Linked DNA regions of Mus musculus: region 2 is linked to region 1. Evidence: chromatin loops called from intact Hi-C (ENCODE). Cell type or tissue: heart. All regions are shown on one strand. Links, peaks and the distances in the headings refer to the core of each region. The heading gives the core; the rest is flanking DNA. Region 1 holds the start of Mafk (v-maf musculoaponeurotic fibrosarcoma oncogene family, protein K (avian)). Region 2 holds the start of Gpr146 (G protein-coupled receptor 146).

Region 1 (5,369 bases), core at 202-5,201:
TGACACCAGTTACTCAGGCCCTTTCGGGGTCCCGGCCGGGGGCGAGGTGGGGGCGAATTCTACGCCGACGGAAATGGCCAGGTGCGCACGGCTCCCGGGTGCCACTCTCCCGCACGTGGTGGGTCCCGTGTGGGCCTTGAGCTAGGTCCCGCGTGGCACGTGCTCGAGGCCCAGGCTGGGTCCCGCGGCCTTCGGGGTGCTCCTCCCGCAGGTGCACGAACTCTGGGTTCCCCTACCCAGTTCCCGAAGCCCCTCACTCACCCGGGTCGCGCGCGGGGCCGGGCGCGGCGGCTCCTTGCGGACACGCACTCTTCACAAGCGCTTCTGCTCTCGCGCTCCCCTTAGTCGCCGTCTCCGCCTGCGCGCTTCGGACTTCTCGTTCCGACTCGGCGAAGAACAACAAGTCCCTGCCACCCGCCGCCCGCCGCCGGCTCCCCAGTACTGACACCGCTTCCGGGATCGCGCGTCGAAGCGCGTCACCGCCCCGCCCCCGCGATGGCCACGCCCCTAGTGATCACGCCCCTGTTGCTCACGCTTCTTCGCTCACCAAAACCACGCCCTCTCTGGCCGCGCGTCGGCACCACGCCCCTGATGGCCACGCCCCTCGCTGCCCCAGTCCCTGGGTCCTCCTACATGCTTCCACGTGCAGTTGTCTCATTGCTGAGCTCCTGGCCCTGTCCATCCCCAACACACCCGGGGCGGGGTCTGTGCTCCTTTCCCAAGGTAGGGGGTGTCAGGCGAGCGTGACGCACACTGGGTATGGACCCCACGTTTCCTTGAACTTTCAGCCTGGGCATTATGTCTCTATGTCACCCACTGTCGTCTATGCTACTCACTGTGATCCTGAGGCTGCTGGAGCCTCCCCGGGTCTTGGCAGAGAGAATAGAGGCCAACTGGCTAGTGACCATGTTCTGGACCTAACACCAAGCCCACGTCAAGGTGGCGAAGTGGCTCAGTTACACCACATAATCAGCAAGGCAGATGCACCCTACAAAGGAGAAAGAGATATGTATGTAGCATCCTCTTCTGACCCATACCATGACCTTTTGATTTATATCTGAGACAGAGGTAAGGTCTCACTGTGCAGCTCAGAGTGGCCTGGAACACTTATAAAACTTTATTTTTTTTTTTTACTTATTTATATGTGTGTTCATATGTATGTGGATTGGTGTGCACACACTACCACGAATGTGTGGAAGTCAGAGGGCAACTTTAGGGAATCTGTTTTTTCTTTCCACTTTTGGGTTCCGAAAATTGAACTCAGACTTGGTACCTTTACCCACTGAGCCACCTCACTGGCACTGTCTTGAAGCTCTTAATCCTTCTGCCTTCACCCTAAGTGCCTTCACCTAAGCCTGCCCCTCCCCCTCCCCCTCCCCCTCCCCCCTTCTCCCTCTCCTCCCTCCCTCTCCTCCCTCCCTCTCCCTCTCCCCCTCCCCCTCCCCTCCCCCTCCCCCCTCTCCCTCTCCCTGTAAGCAATGGATAGTGTCTTAGTTAGGTTTTTACTGCTGTGAATAGTCACCACGACCAAGGTAACTCTTATAAGGACAACATTTAGTTAGGGCTGCCTTATAGGTTCAGAGGTTTAGTCCATTATCATCAAGGATCATGGTAGCATCCAGGCAGTCATGGTGCAGGCAGAGCTGAGAGTTCTACATCTTCATCTGAAGGCTGCTAGGAAGACTGACTTCCAAGCAGTAAGGATGAGGGTCTTAAAGCCCACACCCACAGTGAGACACCTATTCCAACAAGGCCATACCTCCTAATAGTGCCACTTCCTGGGCCTAACATATTCAAACCACAACAGACAGAAAGCCATATCTCTCTGACTTGGGGATGCATGGACATATGGCTGTTTTCCATAGGCTTCGGTGGGGGCAAGAGCACACACAGAACTTCCTGTACTCTAGCGCAGTGCAGCAGTTGGATTCCTAGATGTGCCTAGGAGTCCCAAGATGTCCTTACATGGGAGCCATCCCCCTTTTCCTGTCTCAGACGGACAAAACTGCAGGGTGTTGGTACTGCTACCCTTGGAGGGGAGGCAATGCCCAGAATGCAATTTAACGTCCTCCTTTCAGGCCGAAGTGATGCTCAGGGCTGAGAACGGGATGAGCAGGAGGCATCCCTGAGCCCTAGCAACATGGCTCTCAAGCCCACACACTGTGCCTTCCCAGGACTATTTAGAGCGAGTCTATGAGGCACTCTGGAAATATGTTGGAGGGTGACAGGCACAAGCATCCGGAAACCCGTGGTTTTCTGTGTGGTCAGTTCCACAGTGTAGCTCAGTGTGCTGCAGGCACTGTGACCTCTTGCAATGGGCCTCACATCTGTTCTTGCTCCTAAATGTCCTTCTGGTGTTTGCCACTAAGGGGAGCCACCCAGATCCGTCCAGGTCAGCTACAACCTGCCAAGAGCAGCTCAGCCTACCAATAACAACATTAGTGATGTCCATCTCACCAGGATACTCTCAGAGCTGTCCTCCAAGTTCTGAAGGACCCTTCCTTCATCCTCACTGCCACCACCATGCATAGCTGGACCTGCTCCAACTGGTCCTCTCGAGTCAGGCAGGTTTGCTGCCATTTATCTGAGTCCAATAACGCTATTTTCATGGAATTTTTGTTAGGATATCTTATTCTCCTTAGTTCCTTCAAGCAAGAGATTTATTTGAAAAAAAAAAAAAAAAAGCCGGGCATGGTGGCGTATGCCTTTAATCTTTAATCCCAGCACTTGGGAGGCAGAGGCAGGCAGATTTCTGAGTTCGAGGCCAGCCTGGTCTACAAAGTGAGTTCCAGGACAGCCAGAGCTATACAGAGAAACCCTGTCTCGAAAAACCAAAAAAAAAAAAAAGGCCCTGTGTGGTGGCTCATGCCTTTCATCCCAGCAGTGGGAAGGTAGAGGCAGAGGTGAATCTCTATGAGTTCAAGGCTAACCTGGTCTACATAGCAAACTCCAGGACAACTTACAGAGACCCTGTGTCAAAAAATAAAAATCCAGAAAAATAGGGGCAGGGCAAGCAGAAGGACTTGAGTTTTGACTACAGAACCCAAATAAAAAGGTGGGGTGCTGGGGAGATGGCTCAATGGTTAAGGGCATTTAAGAGTTTGCCCTCTCTCTCTCTCTCTCTCTCTCTCTCTCTCTCTCTCTCTCTCTCTCTCTCTCTCTCTCTCTCTTTCTTTTTGGCAAAGGACTTGGGTTCAGTTCCCAGAGCTCACAAGGCAGCTCTTAAACTCTCTGTGACTACAATTCCAGGGAATCCTACACCCTTTTCTGATTTTCAAGGGCACTTGGCACACATGGTACTCAGACATATATGAAGGCAAAACATGGTCACGTTAAAAAAATACTGGGGGCTGGAGAGATGGTTCAGCGGTTAAGAGCACTGACTGCTCTTCCGGAGGTCCTGAGTTCAAATCCCAGCAACCACATGATGTGATCTGGATGCCCTCTTCTGGTGTGTTTGAAGACAGCTACAGTGTACTTATATATAATAAATAAGTAAATCTTTTTTTTTTTTAAAGATTTATTTATTTATTATATGTAAGTACACTGTAGCTGTCTTCAGACATTCCAGAAGAGGGAGTCAGATCTCATTACAGATGGTTGTGAGCCACCATGTGGTTGCTGGGATCTGAACTCTGGACCTTCGGAAGAGCAGTCGGGTGCTCTTACCCACTGAGCCATCTCACCAGCCCATAAGTAAATCTTTTAAAAAATAGAAAAGAAAGAGAAAATACTGAAAAGGTAACATGTGGTGGTATACATGGGTTAGCCCCGCACTGGAGACGTGAGTCAGGAGGGTCTTTGGGGTGAGACAAGCCGGTGAGAGGCTCTGTCAGAAGAAACAAGGTGGGTGGCACAGCAACAACAGCTTAGCTTTCCCTCTGGTCTCAACATACACAAGCCTGTGCACACACAGAGTCACAGACGACACTGGTGGTACACACCTGTAATACCAATACCTGGGAGACTGAGGCAGGAGGGTCATGAGTTTAACAACCTGAGTTGTATATGAAGACATTGGAACTTGACAGTCCCCTGTCTACACCTCCGGAGTGTTAGGATTATGGCTGGGTGCCACGCCCGACCCAGTTCACATGGATTCAGTTGTTGAGCGGCTGGGGAGACCTGTGATTGTGGCTTGGCTTGCCCAGACAAACGCTCTCTTTTATAATGGCTTTTATGGGAGAGGCGATGTTGGTTACACCCTGATAATCTATCCCTTACTGCCCTGGGAAGGGTCCTGTCCCTTGGGTTAGAGCCGAACTCACCCTTCATCCCAGCTGTTTTGGGCTGGTCCTTAGGGAAGGGCAATCTATGTTCATAGGGAGGCTGGGAGTCCACACTCAAGTGCTCGCCCACACTCCTTCCTCCAGAGAGCAAGTAGGAACTCAGATGGCTCTGGCAAAGCTGGAGAAATGGAAGCAACCTGAAGCTAGCAACATAGTTCATTCAGCAGTAAGGCTACAGACAGGAGTGGGTCAGCACAAGCCTGATGGGAAAGGGTAGCGCCTTCACCCCATTGGTCCCCCTACAGACCCCTGAAAATGAAGAGGCCAGACTCCAGGATGTTGTATGGTGTCTCCTTAGAACATGACCCTCCCAGAGCTGATGGGGCAGCCAGCACCAGCCACTGAGGCCTGTGAGTTGGATGTCATGCCGGTGGAAGTTCCTACCGGTGCGAGTGCTGCCTCCTGCTTGAATGATGGATGTAGTGTTGTCAGGACTGCCCCCTTACCTTCATAGGGGAGAATCAATGAATGAACAGAGACTGCGCACTTGTCCAGCCACAGTTATGTCCTCAGGGATGTTTCTCAGAGTCAAGTTCCCTCCCAAAAGAGTGGGGCTAGTGAGCTCCCATCCCCAGCACTCTATGAGGGCTGCAGGGAGAGCTACAGGTATTCATAATGGCTTCCAAGGAAAAGACAATGCACTGGCTTTGGCTACCAGGACAAGGGGGGGTCTTAGGGCTGTAGAGAAGAGAGGCCTGAAGAGGGTGGTTAGAGTTTAGATTTCAAAAGCTCCTGACACTTTGTCCAGCTTCGTGGCCTTGGACACATAGTCACCAGATCAGTGCCCAGGGCCTCCACTTTAAAATGATAATCACTTCGATGAAAGGGGCCAGTAGAGAACAGGTGCTTCCCAGAGTGGGGATGTGGTTCAGCGCTTACACAAAGCCCTGAGTTCCATCACCAGCACCAAACGTGTGGGAGTACACGCCTATAATCCCAACACTAAGTGGAGGCAGGGGGAGCAGGAGTACAAGGTCATCTTTGCCTATCTAGCGAGTGTGTGGCCAGCCTGGGCTATATTAAAACAAAGTGCATCGTAACCTGCCCAGCATCCATGTTGCCAACACGACTGCATCTGTG
Region 2 (5,369 bases), core at 173-5,172, 410 kb after region 1:
TGTGTGTGTGTGTGTGTGTGTGTGTGTGGAGGGGGGGGTTCCACTCGTAACTTAAAATTCTTGCGGCTCTGTGCCACTTGGACCCCTCACGGGGCTCCCTGCTCCTGGTCACAACGGTCAAGGACAAGAGTCCATCCTCAGACTGGGCTGTCGAAGCATTTAGAGATGAGCAAGGATGAGACACTGACTTTTTCTTGTATGCCATATTTAAATCAACTCATTGCTAGTGGATTTCTCTAGCAAAAACACGGCCACCCAGACTGGGTGGCCAGAAGTAGCCTGGAGGGAACAGCCCCCAGACAATGCTGGTGGACCCAGACCCTCCTGTTCCTACATGGCTGGAGCAGACTCATGCAACGTTCCATATTTCATTTCTTGTCTGTTAATCAGGAATTCCATCCTCTGTTGTTTAGGGGCACAAGCTAGGTATCCCACCTACTTACTACTGGGGGAGGAAGAGTTCAAGTTCAAAGTCAGTCTGGGCTGCAGAGTAATGATACAAGACCAGCCTGGGCAACTTGGAAGAGACCCTGTCTCAAAGTAAACAGGGCGGAGGACGTGGCTTAGCAGGAGAGCATCTGCCTGCCTAGAATCTCCCAGTGAGGGGCTGAGGTGTCTCCACAGTAAGCCACTTGCCTTCCATGCTCAATGAGGTCCCGCATTCCATACCTCATACCATTAAAAGAGAGGGCTGGCAGGGCAGTGGTGTGGCATGCCTTTAATCCCAGCACTTGGGAGGCAGAGGCAGGCCGATTTCTGAGTTCGAGGCCAGCCTGGTCTACAGAGTGAATTCTGGGACAGCCAGGGATATACAGAGAAAGCCTGTCTCGAAAACAAACAAACAAACAAAAAGGGGGGGGACCACCTCTGGCTTTCATTACAAGTCCTAGCCTACCTAGGCCCTTGCTCCCTGTTCGTCTGGTGGACCTTTGAGTGCACCTTTGGGAACACCTCTCTGCACCTCTCTGACCTCGGGCCCTCAGCTAGGCACTGGGTGGCACCATCTCCCATCTTATTTTGTGGCGCCTCTGTAGATGGGGAGGCTCCCATGCTGTGCCCCAGTGCCCGGCTGGAGATCTGTAAATGAAAGGACAGCAGAGACTGGACACGGTGCCCCTCGTACCAGACTGCAGTCATGCCCTGACTCCTTCGACTTTCGGATTAATATGCAAACAGTCACAGAGGGCCATCTGCTGCTCTAGGCCTGCTGGATTGCTATAAGGGGACCTGCTTGCTGTGCACCGGGAGACTCAACTTTGGCTGCATGTTTTAAAATTAAGTGCTTCAAAAATGACTTCTAGATGTTTATTTCCCTTTGTAGTGATGATCAGAAGCCTTGGCAAACAACACTCAGCGGTAGGAGCTCACAGCTCAGGAAGGCAGAGGCTGTGGCAGGCATTTTGCGCACGCACGTGGATTGCTCAGGCTGATTCCTGTAACCGCCCCTGCCTTCCTGGCCTGTGATAAGAAAGCTGAATGACGTACATGAGTGGTTTGGATTCTCAGAGCCTCTTGCTCTCCCCAGTTCACACTGCAGAGGAAGGAGTGCGGCCAGGCAGTCTGCTTTGGGTCCATTGAGCACAGCAGCCTATCTCTCTGTGTGCAGAGGAGCAAGCTTGGGCCAGGCAGCTTGCTTAGATACAACATAAAAACAGCGCCCTGTCTCTCTCTGAAGAGAGCTGCTGCCAGCTGCAGGAGAGCTGGGTGGGGGATAGAGAGGCTGAGACCAAATTACTTCTGCCTCAGAGCAGGCAGGGTGCCTATATGGGACCCTGGGCTGCCTTTTTCCCTGGAGGAAGAGAGAACTTATTCTTCTGCTCACAGTTTACTTGTTAACTTGGATTCTTTCCCTGACTAACACAGTTTGAGGCCTGTAGCCTCAACTACAGACACAACACCAGGAGGAGGTAGTGGGAAATAAGCAACAACAACAACAAAAATAGATAAATAGAGGCGTCCTCAGAACAAGGAGCAAACTCAGAACAGATAGTCTCCGTTTCAGTCACCGGGTAGGCGTGCACCCCCATCTGGGCTCCTGATAACCTCAGCTTTTAAAAAAACCTGGGTGTGGCTTCACCTGCAGGGAAGTGCTCAAAGCCACAGATCTTATCATGGCTCTGGTGGTTATTTTTACTCATCTTGTCACATTTGCTCCCATCACAACAATGCTCTGCTGGGTTTACAGCGCTCCTAATTCAGATGGGGAAACTCCTGTATGAAAGGGTCCCCAGAGTGGACATTGGGGTGCACAGGTCACTCTGCGTCTCTGCTGAAAAGTCAACCACGTCTCTCTGCAGACCGAGTCCTCTCTGCCTTTTGAAGCCTCTGTGGTGCTTGGAGTCCTGGGCCACCAGGGCCTTTGAGAGCTCAGAGACACATGTGACCCAGTGCTGGCCAGCCAGACTTGTAGGTTGAACTGTCCGGCTGCTGGGTCAGGACAGCTCGAGCCACAGGGAAGCTGAGAGGCTGCAGGCAGGAGCAAGTAACTAGGGCAGGTTAAGGAAAACAGGAGCCTCACTTGTGAGCACAGATCTCACTCCCCCAAGGGCTTGGCTTCATGTCTCAGTATGTTTGGGTCATTAAAGGAGGGGATTATGCTAGGACATTGTGGGGTAAGGAAGGAGAGAATGCCCAGGGAGCTGCAAGAGTCTCCTCCAGTCTGTGAACCACACAGGCATCCCCTCCCAACTACTCAGCCTACACATTCTGACCTAAATCCCCATGCATCCCCACATTAGGTTTAGCTGGATGTGTCGCAGCTTTCTTCATGAGCCCATTCAAGAGTCACGGGGAGCCGGGCGTGGTGGCGCACGCCTTTAATCCCAGCACTCAGGAGGCAGAGGCAGGCGGATTTCTGAGTTCGAGGCCAGCCTGGTCTACAAAGTGAGTTCCAGGACAGGGCTACACAGAGAAACCCTGTCTCGAAAAACCAAAAAAAAAAAAAAAAAAAAAAAGAGTCACGGGGACACTGATACACTGTACCCTGGGAGCAACCAGAGGTTCTAGTTTGGAAATCTGGACCTTGTGGTTGTTCTTCAAAGACTTACATGGCAGGTTAGGATAATGTGACTGTACCCTTAGTGTAATTATTAATAGTGTTTCCTTGCACTCACAGAGATAGTGCCTGGTCCCCTATGGGTGGAGTGGCCTCAGGACACGTCCAGAGGCGTTTCAATAGGATTAACTTATAGTTCTTTCAAGCTAGCTTAACCCCAGGTTATCAGTGCCTCTGATACATGGAGGTGGACATAGATGTCAGGTTGCTGGATCAGGACGAGAATAGGAATGCAGCTCGCAAGAACATAATCACAGACCGGGGCGCGCTAAATTGGCAGGTGCTGTTCTGGACAGCGGGTACTAAGTTAGTCCTAGTCAGCAAGCCTGAGGACCGAAGAAACTGTATCCCTTCACTTGGGGTTCTAGTTGCTGGTACTGCCTCCCGTGCCCGATGAATGTTCAGGGCCGATGGCGCAAGTTCCGCTATCTCTACGCACGGGTTCCAAATGTCCTGACGCTCTTAACCAACAGAAGGGACGAAGATGGTAACCGTAGCGTCCTAGGAGAGCCCGTCCGCCTCCTCGGGCAGCAAACCCACCGCCCGCCGCGGGTTCAGGACCACACTCCCTGTCCCTGGCGTCCACCCAGCGCAGCCTGGCGCGGTCTCCTCCCGCCTGGAACAGAGCATTAGGGGCTCCCCTCCCCGGGCCCCACTCACCGCTCGCTGGGCGGCGGCCCGCGCACCGGCCGCGGGCGGGCAGCTGGGCTTGCAGGAGGCAGCGGAGCTCACGGCGCGCACGCCGTGGGGGCTGTGTACACACGTGACCCCGTCCCGCCCCCGGGGGCTGCTCGCGTGGTCCCGCCCCCGCCCGCCGAGCAACGCCGTCAGGCCCTGCCCTCTCTCCCGACCCACAGCTCGGTGGCTCCGCCCTTTTCTTGGAACCGGTGCTTAGTTCCCGCAGGCTCCGCCCCCAGTCCGAACGGACAATCCCCTTGGCCAGCCACGGCCGGCCGCCTTAATGCTGGAGGGCGGCGCACCTGCCCCCATTAAAGTTTGTAATTTCCCCGACCTGTGCTTCCCCGGTCCTAGAGGCGTCTAAGTGGAGCTGTCCGGAGAAAACAGCTCCGACCCACTGTGTAGCTGCTGTCCAACATGAAAGTGGGAATGGTGCCATTTAGAGTATTTGCCTAACAGTCAGGAAGCCCGGCGTTTAGTCCTCAACACCACATAAGCCAGGGGTAGTGGTGCGTGCATACATGTAGTCCCAACACTCAGGAGATAGAGCAGGGAGGATCAGAAGTTCAAGGCTGTCCCTGGCTACATAGTCACCTGAAGGGTATCCTGGGATACATGAGATCTTAAAAAACAAAGAGTAACAACAACAAAATACACACACACACACAGATAGCCTAACTGGGCATGATGGTGCCCATCTATAATCTCAGCACTCAAGAGGCAGAGCAAGGACTGCCATAAATCCAAGGCTGTTGTAGCTTACATAGCAAATTCTGGGCCAACTGGGGTTGCAAAGTAAGACTGTCAAAAGTGGGGGGAGGGTCCTGGAGTTGTTGGCCCAATTGCAAGCAGGAGGACCTATGTTTGATCCCTCAGAACCCATGTCAGAAAGGTTGAGTGTGGTAGCATGTGCTTGTAGTGCTAGGGAGGTGGCAGGCGCTGGGGCCCTTTGGGCCAGCCTATCTAACTTTCACATTTCAGGCCACCAACCACCCCCACCCCCAAAAAGCCAACCCTGTCTTATAAAAAACAAGGTGGACAGCACCTGAGGAATGATGGCCAAGGTGGACCTCTGGGCTCCATAGGCACATAATCTAAAATGAAAGTAAACCATAAATAATTGACCCTCAGGATTCCTGGTGAGACTCTGAAGTGTCAGGGTTCCTGGGCCTTCCAGAGGGTTCCTGTGAGGTTTCACTCACAACTGGGGAGTGCTGCTGGTGAACCGAGCACCCTCCTAGTGCAAGGCCCCACTGGCTGCCTGCTCTGCACCACCCGAAGCACAGCACAGATGTTCAGAGTAAGAGGGCCCAGCCGCCGACTCGGCTGCGGGCGGTCCTCCCATTGAGCAGGCATGTCCCCGAGCTAGACATCTTGGACATGGTAGGGTGTGTGAATTGCTGTCTGACCTCGTGCTCTGAGGTTGATATTTGAAAAATCCCACAGAGCTGGCCTCCCTCGTGCTGCAGGGAGGGCTCCTAAGGGTCAGGCATGGCCCCTGCTCGGGCCGTGTACTCAGTGGTCACGAGTCTCAGCTCACACAGCAGCCCAGTGCCCTGCCGAGGCCAAGCGCCATGGAAACGCCCGGAACTTCCCTTCCCGGGCCACATTCTTGGGACTTGGCAGGTCTTCCTGG

Evidence for each region. Hi-C counts contacts between places; a loop is a spot of excess contacts. Peaks named below come from ENCODE experiments on the same cell type or tissue, not always from the same donor. Only the 100,000 strongest peaks of a DNase experiment are listed, where the experiment ranks them.
Region 2: it touches region 1 in a loop (2.9-fold over the local background); 1 of 42 quality-filtered maps calls a loop at or near these places.

Annotation. Positions count from the first base shown.
Region 1 is chr5:139,786,605-139,791,973 of GRCm38, reverse strand. Mafk (v-maf musculoaponeurotic fibrosarcoma oncogene family, protein K (avian)) reads right to left here and starts at 438. Exons shown (of 3, transcript NM_010757.2): 1 at 262-438. In heart, for the core only: CTCF peaks have their summits at 499 and 2,363; a DNase peak (open chromatin) is centred at 523; H3K4me3 peaks cover 876 bases; H3K27ac peaks cover 1,226 bases; H3K27me3 peaks cover 276 bases.
Region 2 is chr5:139,379,090-139,384,458 of GRCm38, reverse strand. All of the region lies in intron 2 of 3110082I17Rik (RIKEN cDNA 3110082I17 gene), which reads left to right. It overlaps Gpr146 (G protein-coupled receptor 146), which reads right to left and starts at 3,820. Exons shown (of 2, transcript NM_030258.5): 1 at 3,716-3,820. In heart, for the core only: a CTCF peak has its summit at 3,139; DNase peaks (open chromatin) are centred at 1,538, 2,088, 2,388, 3,898 and 3 weaker places; H3K4me3 peaks cover 4,226 bases; H3K27ac peaks cover 4,835 bases.